2 separate regions of the Homo sapiens genome follow, and region 2 is linked to region 1. A link is a loop called in an ENCODE intact Hi-C map of the cell type or tissue named here. Cell type or tissue: natural killer cell. All regions are shown on one strand. Links, peaks and the distances in the headings refer to the core of each region. The heading gives the core; the rest is flanking DNA.

Evidence for each region. A loop is a pair of places that touch in the nucleus more often than their neighbours do. Peaks named below come from ENCODE experiments on the same cell type or tissue, not always from the same donor. Only the 100,000 strongest peaks of a DNase experiment are listed, where the experiment ranks them.
Region 2: a loop joins it to region 1, with 2.1 times the contacts of the local background. A loop is called at or near these places in 8 of 110 quality-filtered maps.

Annotation. Positions count from the first base shown.
Region 1 is chr1:221,728,882-221,737,225 of GRCh38, reverse strand. The region is part of intron 2 of DUSP10 (dual specificity phosphatase 10); the gene reads left to right. Among named protein-coding and RNA genes, the nearest start is that of DUSP10, 9.0 kb to the left of the region's middle. In natural killer cell, for the core only: no CTCF peak of the experiment used is centred there; a DNase peak (open chromatin) is centred at 4,968.
Region 2 is chr1:221,651,902-221,660,245 of GRCh38, reverse strand. No RefSeq gene overlaps it. Among named protein-coding and RNA genes, the nearest start is that of DUSP10, 86 kb to the left of the region's middle. In natural killer cell, for the core only: no CTCF peak of the experiment used is centred there; no DNase peak of the experiment used is centred there; H3K27ac peaks cover 287 bases.

The DNA.
Region 1 (8,344 bases), core at 142-8,141:
TGAAGAGAGGAAACAACACGGATCAAGATGATCCTAGACCTCCTAATCATGGGGATGATTACAAGGAGTTGCAGACCCTACTCTCTATTTTGCAGTGGGTGGAGTTGTGGATAGGGGTGACCCATCAGTCATTGAGAAATGAATCTCCTGGGTGCTACTTGTGAAAGTGAGGATCCTCTCTCCCTTTCCTGTGGATGCAGCTGAGATTCTGGACAGCCTAGACTTCTTCCTCAGTGTCAGAGTAAGATTGCCTCAATGGGGCGGGGCAGGACACACTGCTGACCTCACCACTGGGCGCCCTGGGCAGCCACTGCGAGGCCTCGTCATTTTCGAGTTGGTGAGACACCGCGGCAGTCGACTTGGAAGATGCTCTGGTGGTAGAGGTTAGATTATTTGTAGTTTTGGGGGCCTTTTCTTCAAATATCTGGGAATTTCATTGAAAATATGTAGTTCAGGAGTGAAGGGGTCTATATTCTACTTTATAATTATCATTATCATTTTGGTATCTTTTGGGAGAATGGCCTAAAATTGGGACCAAGATGGAAAAGAAGGGAAAGGAATGGGTCAATATTAGAATGCCCTTCGTTATCCTTTCAACTTGGTAAACCAGAGATTAATACCATAGCACCACTGTGGTGAAAGACGGGGTGGGCATTCCCCAAAGGCATGACCAGCAGACTTCTCTCAGATTCTTGAGTGGGTCAAGCAGACCATTCTGGTCTGGCTTCTCCTCTCAGATTTATTTGAGTAATCCCCTCCCTTGGTGATAAGATTGTGTTTCAGCAAGAGTGGTAGTGGTACCATTTCGGAAGGAGTAATTTTTGCAGGGAAGTTGGTGGGAGGGGGGCATAGTTAGAACATAAGGAGGAAACTTCTAAAGGCTTGTTAGTTTATTTTCAGAGATTTCAGTACAATCTTGGGTAATTTATGGCTGGCCCATCTGATGCTCTGGTTTATGTTTGTAAACACTGGTTGCTACCCTCCCTGTCCAAGATCCTTGTCCCCCTGTCTCCATGCCATACTCTCCATTTTTGGTGCTGTCTGTCAAGTAGAGCGGCTGCTAACTTGCCATTTTAGTAATGCTGTGTCAGGTTGGGAAGAAACCGATCAGAGGCATGGCAGCCCCTGGGATTAAGTTACTGTTCTAATTTACAGTGCCCTCCCTGTTGTGACCTATGCTAGAATCTATGTTTTAGTCTCATCTTCTAAAGAATAAATGGCATCAGACCTGTGCTTCTCTTCAACCTGGTGAAAATGATCCAAATGAATAAATATTTAGGGATTTGTGAGGTCTTTGAAAGAATTATATTGTTTTACTCAAAGCTGATTTTTAATCAACTAAAACTTGCTTTCTAGTCAAACTGAGTAAGAAAGTTGAACAATTCTAGACCATCCATAACGAGAGCTACCGTTTTTGCTATAAAGTTTTTCAGGCTCCCTTTCTTTTCAGTAAAGCTGGGTCCAGGGAAATAATTTGTCATTTACTTAGGTAGGAAGAAATAGTCTACTGCCCCTTTTTCTTAAAGACAGTATATGCCTTCAAAAATGTTATTATAAACATTTTCAAGCATATAGAAAAGCAGAAAAGTGTGTAATGAACATCCATACACCTATCAACCAGATTAAACAATTATATTTTTCCTATTTGCTTTCTCTTTTCTGTTGAAATATTTAAAAATATAGATAATGTTTTAATGTATTTAAGTATGTTTAATGTGTAAATTAATGTTTCAAATTCAATAAAGCTGGAAATATTTTATAGTATACTATGAACATTTTCACTCGTAAACACTTGAGTGTCATGTACCCATTTTTAAGTGCTTTTCAACTTCGAATCCCTCTGTGACTGACTGGCAGTCAGGTCTACAGAGGAGCTTCCCTCCCTGGGAGTAGGAGGGCTCCAGGTGCCTCCTTGGGGTCTGTGTGTCCCCCTTCCTCCCTGGTATGTCAGAGCCCATGCCTCTACTTGCTCTATGCTGTTGTAAAACAAGGAATGACCAACTGCTACAATCTTTATAGGACTGCTCTGTACCAAAGGCCTTTACTGGGGGAATGTGAGAAGAAGAGGGAAATGGTTTAAAAGGATGATCCATGGGGAGGATTTGATCATGCAGGCAGTTAGGCCTTTATACTATAAAACTTCATCACTCCTTAGAATTGAGCACCATACATTGCACACTTTTCCCTAGTTGAAAAGAATTCTGAAATATACTCTTATTGGCAATAGAGTTCTATGACAAAGTGGATGGCTAGGCTCAGAAATCAGAGACCTGTGAAAAATATTCTGTTTCTGCCCTTTTTTCGGGGGTGGGGTGGGGAAGGGAATAAAAGTCTCCCCTTTTCTCTCAGAGATGTTATGAGGATTTTAAAAAATACCTGAAATAAAGACATATCTACATTCATAAACGTGCTGTTGTTATTCTGAGCCTCTGGTTAACATCCAAGGCTAAAATGTCAAACATTAGCCTTGTAGCAAATGATGGAGAAATCAAGGCAGAACTTCGGATCTAGTCAGCCTGAATGCTAGCCTTGGCTCCCCTCTAACTAGGTATGTGCCCTTGGGGAAGGAACTGAATCCTTCAGTTCCTTAGTTACCTCATTAACAAAAAGAGGATATAACAATAGCTATCTCAAAGTGTTAGTTTCTGAAATAAATGAATTAATGTGTGTAAAGTGTTCAGAACTTTATACACATACATGGTAAGCACTCCATAAATATGGTAGAATGTTTTTATTGATATTGATTGAAAGGAAATGATAGTGCCAGTACAAAGGCAAATTTTGTTCCTAAGGAGTACAAATAACAAGCTAGGTATAGTAGAGTGTGTGTGTTGCTATGGCCTAAAAATAACTTGGTGACTGTTAACTAATTTAAGTTGCATAGAGTTGGAGTGCCAAGTAATTGCAAAAACATATTGGGCCAGGAGGCTGGAGTAATTTGGGTATATCCAGAATTATTTGTTTTAGGGAAATTTGTAAAAACATGATAATAATTCTGTCCAAATAATGTCCCATAACAAAAGCATAAAACTTTTTAGCTTTGCTTTTTGTTGCCTCTCATCATCTCATCAGGAGGATTTATTTTTGGAATAAGGATTGTGGACTGACTATAAAAGGGTAGATGGAAGGAGGGGTGCGCTGGTTCCTGAGCCTAGGGTTGTGTTGAGTTAGAATGTGAAGGAAAAAGGAGGGAAGGAGTTGAATGGCCTGCTCCTGTCTTTCAGGAAGTCCTGAAACTTCTTTCTGAACTGCTGCACAGTTAGTTGGCTGTCCTCTCTCTGAGCTTTTGGGTACACTCTCCTGCTTCCTAATTTAAGTGTAGGTGAACAGATAATAGAAATGAACTCTCTCTCCCAGCCATGTTCTTGCTTTATCTGTTCCTCATTCACGATGTGCTCAGCAGAGTGAAATTTTGCTCACTTACACCTGGGTTCAAATCTAGGCATTTCCATTGACCAACTGTATGCCTTTAGGCAAATCAGGGGGCCTCTCAGAGGCCAGGTTTTCTTCATTGTAAAACAGGGACAGCTCCAGCATCCTAGGTTGAAACAAGGTGATACAAAGTACCTGGCATTTGATGGCTGTCAATAAATCAAGCCTCTGGACCCTGCTCTCCTACTCTCATGCACTAATGTAAGAACCTCTTACATTGCAGGGGCAGGGGTATTGGGGAGGATGGGCAAGTCGTTCTAAGCACAGTACTGTGGGAGCCTGTTAAGTATGAATACTCTTGCCCTTACCAATTCAGAACAGTTAATTAACTTAATCATCCAGCTTGTCATGGACAAGTTCAAGAAACTCCTCTCCTGGCAATAGGAGACATGATTTCACATTAGAAAAGCAAAGCAGGGGAAGGAAACTGAATAGGTAAAGCACTTTGCCTATTTCTGTTTTCAAAGCACGTGTGTATAGGAGAAAGGAGAAGGGAGAATGGTGAATATGTACACTTTTCTACTTGGTCCTTTAGGCAAACCCATCTGAAGGTCTGACAAAATTACAGGAGCAGAAAAACTTTCCGTCACATACTCCTGGTGCATACACCCTCAGGGACTAAGTGGGAGCTTTTGACCAGTAGCAAAAATCTAGTTCCTTAAACCCTGCATTATCAGAAGCCAGAACCTCCAAGCCCCAGCATTGCTGAAGAGCAGTTTGGGCATGAATGTGTGATATATCGGAGTGCTTAGGCAGTTTAATCCAAGTTGGTTGAAAAAGATAGACTACATATTAAGGAGAGAAATTCTAGTTCCAGGAGAGGTCATCTCACCTTTTTGGAACTAAAGAATCCCAGCTTTGAGAAGAGCAAGGAACTTTAGAGGGCCCCTAATCCAGTAGTTTTCACTGCAGGCTGTTCATTGGTATCACCTGAAGGTGATTTATAACCTATGATGCCCAGTTCGTGTGTCCAGAAAGCCTGATTAAATTGGTCTGGGGTGCAGCCTGCACATCAAGATTTTTTTAAAGCTCCCAAAGTGATTCTAACAGGCAGCAAAGTTTGAGAACCATTGATCTAGTCCGGTATTCTCATTATGCCACTACAGGAATGGGGCTTGTCCAAGGTCACATGCATGATTAATTTTAGAGATTTAGTCCTTAATGTTAAAGTAGGTCTTGCCAGGTTCAACAGATTCAATAGATATCAACAGACTGAGGTATTCGTATGTATCATTATTTAATAACAACAGAATCTAATATATAGCATAAAATATAAGATTTTTTGAGTACTGATGCCTTTTTTCTTGAATTTTGAGATTTCAGTTCAGAACTAAAAAGACCAAAGTCTGAGGACTTTCAAAACCAGCAGTTCATGGTCTATATATTTACCTGGATATTAGAATATGGACCAAATATTAATGTTGATTTAATCTCTTCATCTGGGGAACCTAGTGGTTTAAGCTGTTAACCTAGTGGTTTCAGCTGTTAACAGCTATCAAAACAGGTATCAAAGAAGCCCAACCATCTTAGGCTTCTAGGGACTTTTTGGTAGGTGGTCTCCACAGCTGTACAAACTTGTGGGCAGAGGAGATTCATTTGTTTGTTCAATAAATATTGTTGAATGCCTTTGGTGTGCTAGGCACTAATCTGCAGGCTGGGCAATCTGCATCACAATGCTTATCATTCAAATGCAAGAAAGACAACATATATGGATGGGACCAGTCTTCCAGATCCTTTCCATCTTGGAAATTGTGTTCATGTTTCTATTCTTCATCTTCTTCTGCCACACAATCTTATTTAGGGAGTGTTTCATCTTCACGAAATTTTGTTCTCCTGTGAAGCACATGTTTGTACTTTTTTTTTCTTTTTCTTTTTTAAGAAATAGCCAGCCGGGTGTGGTGGCTCATGCCTGTAATCCCAGCACTTTGGGAGGCCGAGGCAGATGGATCATGAGGTCAAGAGATTGAGACCATCCTGGCCAACATGGTGAAACCCCGTCTCTACTAAAAATACAAAAATTAGCTGGGCATGGTGGTGCACACCTGTAGTCCCAGCTACTCGGGAGGCTGAGGCAGGAGAATTGCTTGAACCCGGGAGGTGGAGGTTGGAGTGAGCCGAGATCCCGCCACTGCACTCCAGCCTGGCGACAGTGAGACTCTGTCGCAAAAAAAGAAAAAAAAAAAAAAAAAAAAAGAAATAGCCTAGCCTTTTCTAAATATGTCATGGGCCAATAGGATTTCTTTCCAATGTCTTGATCTGAAAAGAAATGATTCATTGGTTTTTAATGAAAAAATAAATATATATGCCCTCTGTGCCTCAAAAGCTCAGGGCTGACAAGTCTCCTCTGTGTGGGAGAGTGAAACTTTGTAATTTGGACCCCCTAATTTTGTACATGTTGATGATAGGAATAAGGGCTTCGTTTATTTTCACTGCATGCTCTCTATGGAAAGAGGATGTGCTAAGCAAACAAGCATTGTAAACAATATTTCAGAGGCAAGGTTTTGGCCTGCTTTAAAAAAATAAAATGTTTGCAAGTACAATTAAAAACCAGTATAAGGGACAGGGGTGGGATGAAAACCTGTCTCTAAGATTACGAAGCCTGCGTTATTTCCCCTAAATCCCCTTCGAGGAAGATTTGAATCCCTCATCAACAAATTTTCATTGATTATGTTTCTATTATATATACTGTAGACTCTATATTCACGAATGTAATCATACTCATTCAGAAAAATATAGGAAGAGAAAATGAGTATGACCTGTAGCCTGAATTTCATTATAAAAGATTTAAAAATATACATTTTATATTAAAATTGATGTAATCTTTTAATTATGAAGTCTTTGATTCTTTAGATGTTTTCATCCATAACCCAAGAGCAAGATCTTGGCATCAGTTTTTTCCAGGTTATGTCTATATCATCTATTATTACTTAAAAGTTGGAGTTACATATAGATATATAGATATATAGAGAGTTATAGATATATGTAATTTTTTTTCATTCCAGTCCCCCACCCGAGCAAGACCCATATTTTATGTAACTTAAAAGTAAAGAAAAGAAACTTTGAGCGTATGTTTTTGGATAAGGAAATGAGCTGTGCAGGCCTAGTACTTTCATATAAGATAAAGGCTCTTACCTATTCTCTGAATCTGGCAAAGTAGAGAATCACTTACAGAAAGAAAAGGATTTGTGGATGCATCAAATTATCTGCATTGCCCTTAATGTTTTATGTGTGGTAAAGGCCTACTCAGGCCACCGCCCCCAACCCTGGCCCCCGACTTGAATTTCATAGAACACAAAACAAAGCGCAACTCTTCCTGAGTGCTTCCACAACGGGATTTTGCTTTCTTGCCTTACCACTTCAGAATGGACCACCATCAGGCATCTGTTGTCCATTGCACACATCAAGTAAACAGATTAAACTGCCCGAGCCAGGGGGTCGCATCAGGCCTGTCCTCCCTTTGAGGAGCTTAAACCTCTCGTGTTATAATGCGAACTCGACTGATCTTATTTTGTGTCCTGAGGTAAGGAGGCAGTCACCGTTTTGCATCAGAACATCACTATCCGGTTCCTTAATATCTTATATTTATTTTATGGAAGAAATAATCTCACATTCTTTGTATCACAGCCCTGAGCTTCACTACCATTGAGCTAAATATTACCAGCTGTTGCTACTGGCAAGAGAGAAGCAAAAAACAAATTGAAAGGAGAAAGAGGAGGGGTGGGGGAGTGGACAGAAAAGAATAACATGAGGGTTGAGGGTCTTAGGGTGACAGCAACATATCTTCTAGCTCCCAGACCTGAGTTCTGGGCTCCAGTATTGAAGACTGTGAGTCATTTTCTTCAATCATTACAGTGTTTCTTCCTGTCTTAAAAGAATAAGACTAGACACAAACTTCTAAGAGGGCCTTCCCTGAAGAGATAGAGGACATTTTCTATTGTTTCTTTTAATTTCTATTTTTATTAAAATGCTATGTTTTTATGATAAGACTTTAAAGGAACGGGTCTTATGGTTCTCATGAGGTGATATTTTAATCTGCCAGCAGAACATCAGTTAATCACATAGAACTACTCTGGCTCTGTGACCAACCTATCATCCCTGAAATTAGAAAATTATTTTCCAGATAGTTTGGAAGAAAAACAAGTTAAAAGCTATTGAATGCTTTCTAGATGCTGGGCATTGGGCTGTCATATATGTGTCTTATTTAGTTCTCAGAGAAGCTCTGTGAACGTCATTTTATATCCTGACTTTTATAGCTCAGGAATCTGAGGAACAGATTAAATATTTTCTCCCTTGTTATTAACTAGTAAATGAGAGAATAAGGATTGAAATCCAGTTCTTATGATTTCAAAGCCCAAATTCTTTTCAGGCTGGCCATATCTATTTGCAAGTCTCATTCCTTATGGTGGCTTTAGTTGTGCTTTACCTCTGTGGTGCCTTAGTTATAATGCCATCTTCCTTTCCCCATTTTTCTTGTATATCCTCAAATAAAAATTCCATTGCTAAGGTGAGTAGCCTATTCTGTGTCCTTAGAGTAGACTGGCTTCCCAGTAACCTTGCCTCAAATTATATCCCAGCTTTTGGATACTTTAAATTTTGGTCATGACAGTTTTTTAAGGAATAAAAATTTGAGCAAAACAAACTTTTGAAAACTGTGATAATTCTAACATATATGAAGTATTTCTTACATGCCAGACTCTATGCCACAAGTGTTATGTCTCATGATCCCTTTCCAATTTACATACGAGGGACTGAAACTCGGAGAGGTTCAGGCACTTGTCCAGTGTTACTCAGCTGGTGCCTAGTGGATCCTGGGTGTAGCTCTGGTATACTTCTGCTCAGTTTGCTTTTGATATCTGGAACCTTAGAATTCATTCTCCTAGTAGCCTGTGGATAGAAGGATGATATTTCCTGC
Region 2 (8,344 bases), core at 268-8,267, 77 kb after region 1:
AACCTTTTATGACAAAACCATTCAACAAATTAGGGATAGAACAGAACTTTATCAATTGAATAGAGAGTATCTATTAAAACCCACTGCTAATATCATATTCAACTGTGAAAGACTAAAAGCTTTTCTTCTAAGATAAGGAAGAAGACAAAGATGTCCACTGTGTGAGGTCATTCTTGTTGCTATGAAGAAATACCTGAGACTGGGCAATCTTTTTTAAAGAAAATAGGTCTAACTTGCTCACAGTTCTGCAGGCTGTACAGGAAGCATGGGGCTGGCATCTCTCAACTTCTGGGAGGCCTCAGGGAGTTTTACTTAAGGCAGAAGGTGAAATGGAAGCAAGAGGAAGGAGATGCCACACATTTTAGCAGCCAGCTCTCCGGAGAACCTACTATCATGAGAACAGCACCAAGCCATGACCCAAACACCTCTCACCAGGCCTTACCTCCAACACTGGGGATCACATTTCAACATGAGATTTGGGTGGGACAAATATCCAAACCATATCATCCATTTCTGTCACTTCTATTCACACTGTACTGGAGGCTGTCAGAGCAATTAGAAAAGTAAAAGAAAGAAAAGGCATCCAGTTTGGAAGGAAGAAATAAAACTATCTCTATTCCCAGATAGCATAATCTTGTATATAGAGTCCTTGGAAATTCACAAAATCATATTAGAACTAATAAACAAGTCCAGCAAGTCTTCAGGATACCCAATCGATATACAAGTATCAATTGCATTTTATGGGTTAGCAAAAAAAATTTGAAAATGAAATTTAAAAAACAATAGCATGTATAAACACACCAAAAAGAATAAAATGCTTAGAAATCAATTCAGTATAAAAGTAAAAATATATTTTGAAAACTACAAAACATTGTTGAAAGATTTAAAAAATCTAAGTAAATGGAAAGACATTTCATATTTATGGATTGGGAAACTTAGTATTGTTAATATAGTAAAACTTCCCAAAGTGAGCTATAGATTTATGAAATCCTTATCAAAATCCCAGCTGAACTCTTATAGAAATCAATAATCTGATCCTAAAATTTATAACAAAATTTAAAAAAAAAACAGAAAAGCTGAAACAATCTTAAAAAAGAACAAAGTTGGAGGATTCACACTTCCTGGTTTCAAAATTTACTACAAAACAGCAGGAATCAAGAGAGTATGAAATTGAATTGAAAGTTTAGAAACAAATCCTCACGTTTATGGTCATTGATTTTTGACAAGGAGGGCAAGACAATTAAATGGAGGGAAATAATGGTCTTTTCAACATATGGTGCTGGGACAACTGTGTATCCACAGGCAAAAAAAAAAAAAAAAAAAAAAAAAGATTCAAAACCTAAATATAAGAGCTAAAACTACAAAATTCTTAGAAGAAAATCCAATCTAAAACCTTGAGTTTGGCCATGTTTCCTTGCATATGACACCAAAAGCTCAAGCAACAACAATAACAACAACAACAAAATAAATTGGACTCTGTCAAAATTAAAAACTGTGTGTTTCAAAGGACAGTAATAAGAAAGTGAAAAGACAACTCACAGAATGAGAGAGAATGTTTGTAAATCATATATATGAAAAAGAACTGGTATTCAGAATATGTAAACAACTCTTGCAACTCAATAATAAAAAGATAAATAACTCAATAAAAAATTGAGCAATTATTTGAGTAGAGATTTCTCCCCAAAAGACATACAAATGGCCAGCAGCACATGAAAAGATCCTCAATTTATTAGTCACTAGGGAAATACAAACCCAAACCACAATGAGCTACTATTTTATATTCACTAAGATGGTATAATAAAAAAGATGGACAATAACAATCAAGAATATGAAGAATTTAGAATCATCATACGTTGTTTAATTTTCTTTCTTTGTTTTGAGACAGGATCTTGTGCTTTCACCTAGGCTGGAGTGCAATAGTGTGAACGTGGTTCACTGCAGCCTCAACCTCCTGAGTTCAAGTGACCCTCCTGCCTCAGCCTCCTGAGGAGCTGTGACCACAGGCAATGGCCACCACACCTGGCTAACATTTTTTTTCTTTTTTTATACAGATGGAGTCTCCCTGTGTTGCCCAGGCTGATTTCAAATTTCTGTGTTCAAGCAATCCTCCTGCCTCAGCCTCCCAAAGTGCTGGGATTATAGGCATGAGCCACTGTGCCCAGCCCTCTTACATTGTTTATGGAAGTGTGAAATGGGGAATCTGCTTTGGAAAACAGCTTTGCAGTTCCTCAAAAGGTTAACCACAGAGTTACCATTTGACCCTGAAATCCTACTACTAAGTATATATTCAAAGGAATTAGAAATAAATGTCTACAAAAAATTTTGGTTACAAATGTTCATAGCATTGTTATTCTTTTTTTTTTTTTTTTTTTTTTGAGACAGAGTCTTGCTCTGTTGCCCAGGCTGGAGTGCAGTGGCACAATCTTGGCTCACTGCAAGCTCCGCCTCCCGGTTTCACGCCATTCTCCTGCCTCAGCCTCCCGAGTAGCTGGGACTACAGGCACCCATCACCACGCCCGGCTAATTTTTTTTTTTTTTTTGTATTTTTTTTTTAGTAGAGACGGGGTTTCACCGTGTTGGCCAGGATGGTCTCGATCTCCTGACCTCGTGATCCGCCCGCCTTGGCCTCCCAAAGTGCTGGGATTACAGGTGTGAGCCACCGCGCCTGGCCAGCATTGCTATTCTTAATAACAAAAAAGTGGCAACAACGTACACGTCCATCAAATGATAATAGATAACCCAAATGTGGTATATCCATACAATGGGATTCAGTCATAAAAATGACTGACATAATGATGCATGCTACAATGTGGATGAACCTTGAAAACATTAAGCCACATGTAAGAAAGTATACACAAAAGACCACATAGTGTATGATTCCACTTACATGAAATACTCAGAATAGACAAATCCATAGAGGCAGAAAAGTAGGAGTGTTTGCCAGGGGGCAGGGGACAAGAGGAATATGGAGTGAATAATTGGTATGGGGTTTCTTTTTGCGATGATAGTAATTTTCTGAAATTAGGTATTGGTGATGGTTGCATGACTTTGTCAACATACTAAACCACTGAATTGTACATTTCAAAAGGATAGATTTTATGATATCTGAATTTATCTCAGTTTTTAAAATGCGAAACTCTGATCCTTCCTCCTGATCTGTGCATGAGAAGACTTTCTTTCTCTTCTAGGGCATATGGAAAAGCAAGATGTCTCCTGTCCTTTTTAGTGTCACCTGTACCTCAAAAAATGAGGAAAGAACAAAGCAAGAAGAAGCCACGTTTCAACTTGCTGCCATTTGAACCTGGAATGAACATGAGAAAATTTATAACAAAATTAGCTCTGCAGTTAACATCTACAAAAAGCAGCCCAGACCAAACACCAGGCCTGTGGTTTACAGGGACGGCCAGTGGTCTTGCCCTCCCTCACTTGTGAGGTTTCAGTGAGTGATGGGAAAACACTTTAGTGAGCTCTTCATCACCTAGGGAGCTTGTTAAAATGCAGATTCTGTCTTAGTAGGCCTGGAACGGGGCCCGAGATTATGCCTTTCTTACAAGCTCCTGGATGGACGATGCTAATCAGCTTTGAGGAGTGAGGTTACAGGCATTATGTAAGCAGGCATTCTATCTATCAAGGAAGCCTCCTGTATTAGTTATTTTTTACATTGCTATAGAGAAATACCTGAGGCTAGGTAATTTATAAAAAAAGATGTTTATTTGGCTCACAGTTTTGCAAGCTATACAGGAAATGTGGTGCCAACATCTCCGTCTGGTGAGGGCCTCAGAAAGCTTGCAGTCACCGTGGAAGTTGAAGGGCGAGCAAGTGAATCACGTGGCAAGAGAGAGAGAAGGGGGAGATCCATCTCTTAAACAACCAGATCTCCTATGAACTAACTGAGCAAGAATTCACTCATCACCAAGAAAATGGCACTAAACCATTCATAAGGGATCTGCGCCCGTGATCCAATCACCTCTCACCAGGCCCCACCTCCACCTAGCACTGGGAATCACATTTCAGCATGAGATTTAGACAGAACAAACATCCAAACCATATCAGCTCCCTAGGAGAGAAGTTTAGACCATGTTTTGAAGGAGGAAAGGACATATTGTTTACCAGGGCGGGCCATAATATTTCCAGTGAAGGATTAAGAAGGTTGAAAGGTAGAAATAAGTAAGGCAGGTGCAAACAAATGATAAGCCGACTGGCTCAGCTCTGCTAGAGAGATGGAGACATAATGGTGGAAAGAAATGAATAGCCAAACAACCTCGGTGGCCCACCTATATCATCTGGCTGTGTCACACTCAGCCAGCAATTCTGAGGCTGTGTTCACTGGTGCACTGTTGGTCTGTAAACTGTTCATAGGTGTCAATCTCGTTGTGCGGTCAAATTAAGAGGAAATTCTGAGGTTAAACACATTTATTTTTAAAATTTTTTAAAATGCTTATCTTTTTCTTCTCGATTCTGGGCACTTGTTTTCTGCTTTTTAAAAAATAGTTTCATGTCACCAGGTACAGGTTTTTTAGAAGTTGCCAAATGACATCTCTTTTTTCTCTCCCTTTGACATGGTGATTTCCAATCCCGACTGTTCATTCAAGTGATCTGAGAGCTTCTTAGAAATATCAATGCCCAGGACTCACCGCTAGACACTTTGATTTAGGGAGCCTGAGTTGGGGCCTGGGAATCAGTGTTTTTAAAAAGCTCTTCAAGTGATTTAAATGAGCAACCGCTGCTCTCTGATCATTATCTCACCTGACTCTACCTGCAGTGGGCAGCCTACAGGAGTAAACACTGAGTGGCCATGGCTTACCTGGTAACAAGAGGCTGCTCAGAGTGTCAAAGGCTGGGACAGTGTCATAAATTATTTATAAACTATTACCTGTGCCTGAGGGATTGTATTTTTTAAGTTAGGATTGTTCAGCAATAGTTAATGGTTGTCTGTGAGATCCCAAGTTAGGCCCCCATTCATAATGAATGTCAGCTCAAGAAACTCACACTTGCAATTTTTAAAGATGGGCGTTGGCAGTTTATAAGATATGACTGAAAAGTAAATGTATCTAAGATTTTAGAGAAGTGGAGGAATCTCCTTTTAAAAAGATTGGATTGGGGGCCAGGCATGGTGGTTCATGCCTGTAATCCCAGCACTTTGGAAGAGCGAGATGGGCAGATCACATGAGACCAGGAGTTTGAGACCAGCCTGGCCAACATGGCAAAACCCATCTCTACCAAAAATACAAAAATTAGCAGGGCGTGGTGGCATGTCTGTAGTCTCAGCTACTTGGGATATTGATATTGATATTTGGGAGGCTGAGGCATGAGAACCGCTTGAGCCCAGGAGGCGGAGGTTGCAGTGAACTGAGATCACATCACTGTACTTCAGCCTGGGTGACAGAGTGAGACCCTCCAATCCAGTCACCTCCCACCAGGCCCCACCTCCAACATTGGGAATCACATTTCAACATGAGATTTAGAGGGGACTAACATTCAAACCATGTCAGTTCCCTAGGAGAGAAGTTTAGAACATGTTTTGAAGGAGGAAGGGACATATTGTTTACCAGGGCAGGCCATAATATTCCCGGTGAAGGATTAAGAAGGTTGAAAGGTAGAAATCTGTAAGGCAGATGCAAACAAATGATAAGTCGACTGGCTCAGCGCTACTAGAGAGGTGGAGACATAATGGTGGAAAGAAATAAATAGCAAGTCAAAGAACTTCGGTGGCCCACCTATGTCTAAAAATAAATACATACATACATACATACATAAAAATGTGTTAAAAAGATTGGATTGGTTGCTTTGAATCAACCTGGAGAGAAACTTAGTCTTAATAGCGATGAGCAGTTTGGCAAGAATCAGAGAAGCCAGACATCAATGCAGACCACAGATAGTTTTGATGGCAAAGAGCCTTCATCAGGAGCTTTATTTCATGTTTCTATTTTATTTTTTAAAGTCAACTCTTCTTTTTTTTAAAAAAAGTTATTGAAGTGTAATTTACCTGTAATAAGAGAGGCTTGTTTTAAGAGTACAATTCCGGCCGGGCGCGGTGGCTCACACCTGTAATCCCAACACTTTGGGAGGCTGAGGCAGGCGGATCACGAGGTCAGGAGATCGAGACCATCCTGGCCAACACGGTGAAACCCTGTCTCTACTAAAAATACAAAAAAGTAGCCGGGCGTGGTGGCAGGCGCCTGTGGTCCCAGCTACTCGGGAGGCTGAAGCAGGAGAATGGCTTGAACCCAGGAGGTGGAGCTTGCAGTGAGCCAAGATTGTGCCACTGCACTCCAGCCTGGGCGACAGAGAGAGACTCCATCTCAAAATAAATAAATAAATAAATAAATAAATGTACAGTTCCATAAGTGAGATGTGTCTCTCTGTGTAACCATCATCCCAGTCAAGATATAGAACATTTCCATCACCCCAAAAGGTACCCCTGTGAACTCTGCAATGACTTCCTCCCCAGGCCTGCCCTAGGTAACTACACTGGCCTTATTTCATATAGATGAAACATAAAATATGTACAAACATATATGTGGCTCCTTCACTCTGGATAATATTGTTGAGATTCATTCATGTTATTGCAGGAATTAAGTTCACTTTTTAAAAAAAGTTATTGAATAGAATTACGGCTGCACCACAGGTTTTTTTTTTTTTTAATCCATTCACCTAGTGACCAACATTTGGGTTAATTTCAGTGGAGCTATTATCAATAAAGCTGTATGAAGATTTATTTACAAGTTGTTTCTTTCATGTAAATAATTGAAAGTGAAGTTGCTAGGACACATGCTAAGTGGGGCACATAGTAAATTTATAAGAAATTGTCAAATTGTTTCCCAAAGTGGTTGTAACATTTTATACTCCCACTAACAGTGGATAAGAGCTGCAGTTGTTAAATATCCTTGTCAACTCTTGTATTGTCAGTCTTCTTAATTTTAGCCATTCTAGCTGATTTGCAGTGGTATCTGATAGTGATGAGATACCATTACAAATATGGTATTCATTTCCCTGATGGCTAAAAGCTAAACAAATATCAGCCCCTATCTGAAATCATATATAAAAATTAACTGTAAATGAAATATAGGTATAAACATAAAAAGAAAAACTATATAATACTATTACAAAAAACATAAGAAAATCTTTGTGACTTTTGGGAATAGGCAAATACTTCTTAGACAACTCATAAATAGTACTTGAACATGAAAAAGAAAAAGTGATTATTTAAATTTCATCAAAATTTAAATAATCTGCCCTTCAAAAGGCAGCATTAATAAAATTAAAAGTCAAGTCACAGACCAGGAGACAATATTTTCAATGAGTACCTTTAATAAATAGTTGTGTCCAGAATATACAAACAATTCATACAACTCAAAAACAAACCCACTTAACGAAAAAGGGGGCAAAAAATTTAATAGATACTTTAAATTTATTTTTATTATACATAATCTCACAAAGTGCATAAATGTGATCATACACACTTCTTTTTTTTTTTTTTTTTTTGAGACAGACTTTCACTCTGTCACCCAGCCTGGAGTACAGTGACACGATCTCGGCTCACTGTAACCTCCACCTCCTGAGTTCAAGTGATTCTCCTGCCTCAGCCTCCCTAGTAGCTGGGATTACAGGCTCCCACCATCGCACCCGACTAATTTTTATATTTTTAGTAGAGATGGTGTTTCGCCATGTTGGCCAGACTGGTCTCGAACTCCTGACCTCAGATGATCCGCCTGCTTCGGCCTCCCAAAGTGCTAGGATTACAGGTATGAACCACCACATCCGGCTGATCATATACACTTCTAATAATAGTATTTATTTTTCCAATTTTTTACTTGGTTTTCACTTTGTTTTCCTTATCCTACTTGCATCGGTACCCAGCCCAATCCCCTGGGTACCCATGGTAACAAGCTAGAAGTGTTTCTCTAGTAATTTAATCATATCAAGGCACATACACACACACACACACACACACACACACACACACACACACACAGTTTTTGTCCAATTTTACCAAAATTAGAATATTATATTTATATTTCTGTTTGCATATTTAAAATTTTTTTAATAAGTTATCTTTACTAACATTGATCCAAGTCAACTGTCGTGATTCTAATTTTTTATTTTCATAGCAGCATACTATTCTGTCATGTGTATTTACCACAAATTATTCAGCAATTTCCTTTTCTTTCACTTTTTTCCACTTCAAAAAATGGGGCAATAAGTGTCCTTGCACATATCCTTACTTCTTGGTATTTTTTGGTTTTAGGAGTGGAATTCCTGCCAACTTGCTTTCCATATAAAAGTTGTGCTCTTTCCCATACCCCAACCAGTGATGTGGATAGGGGAAGAGGCAGTACATTCT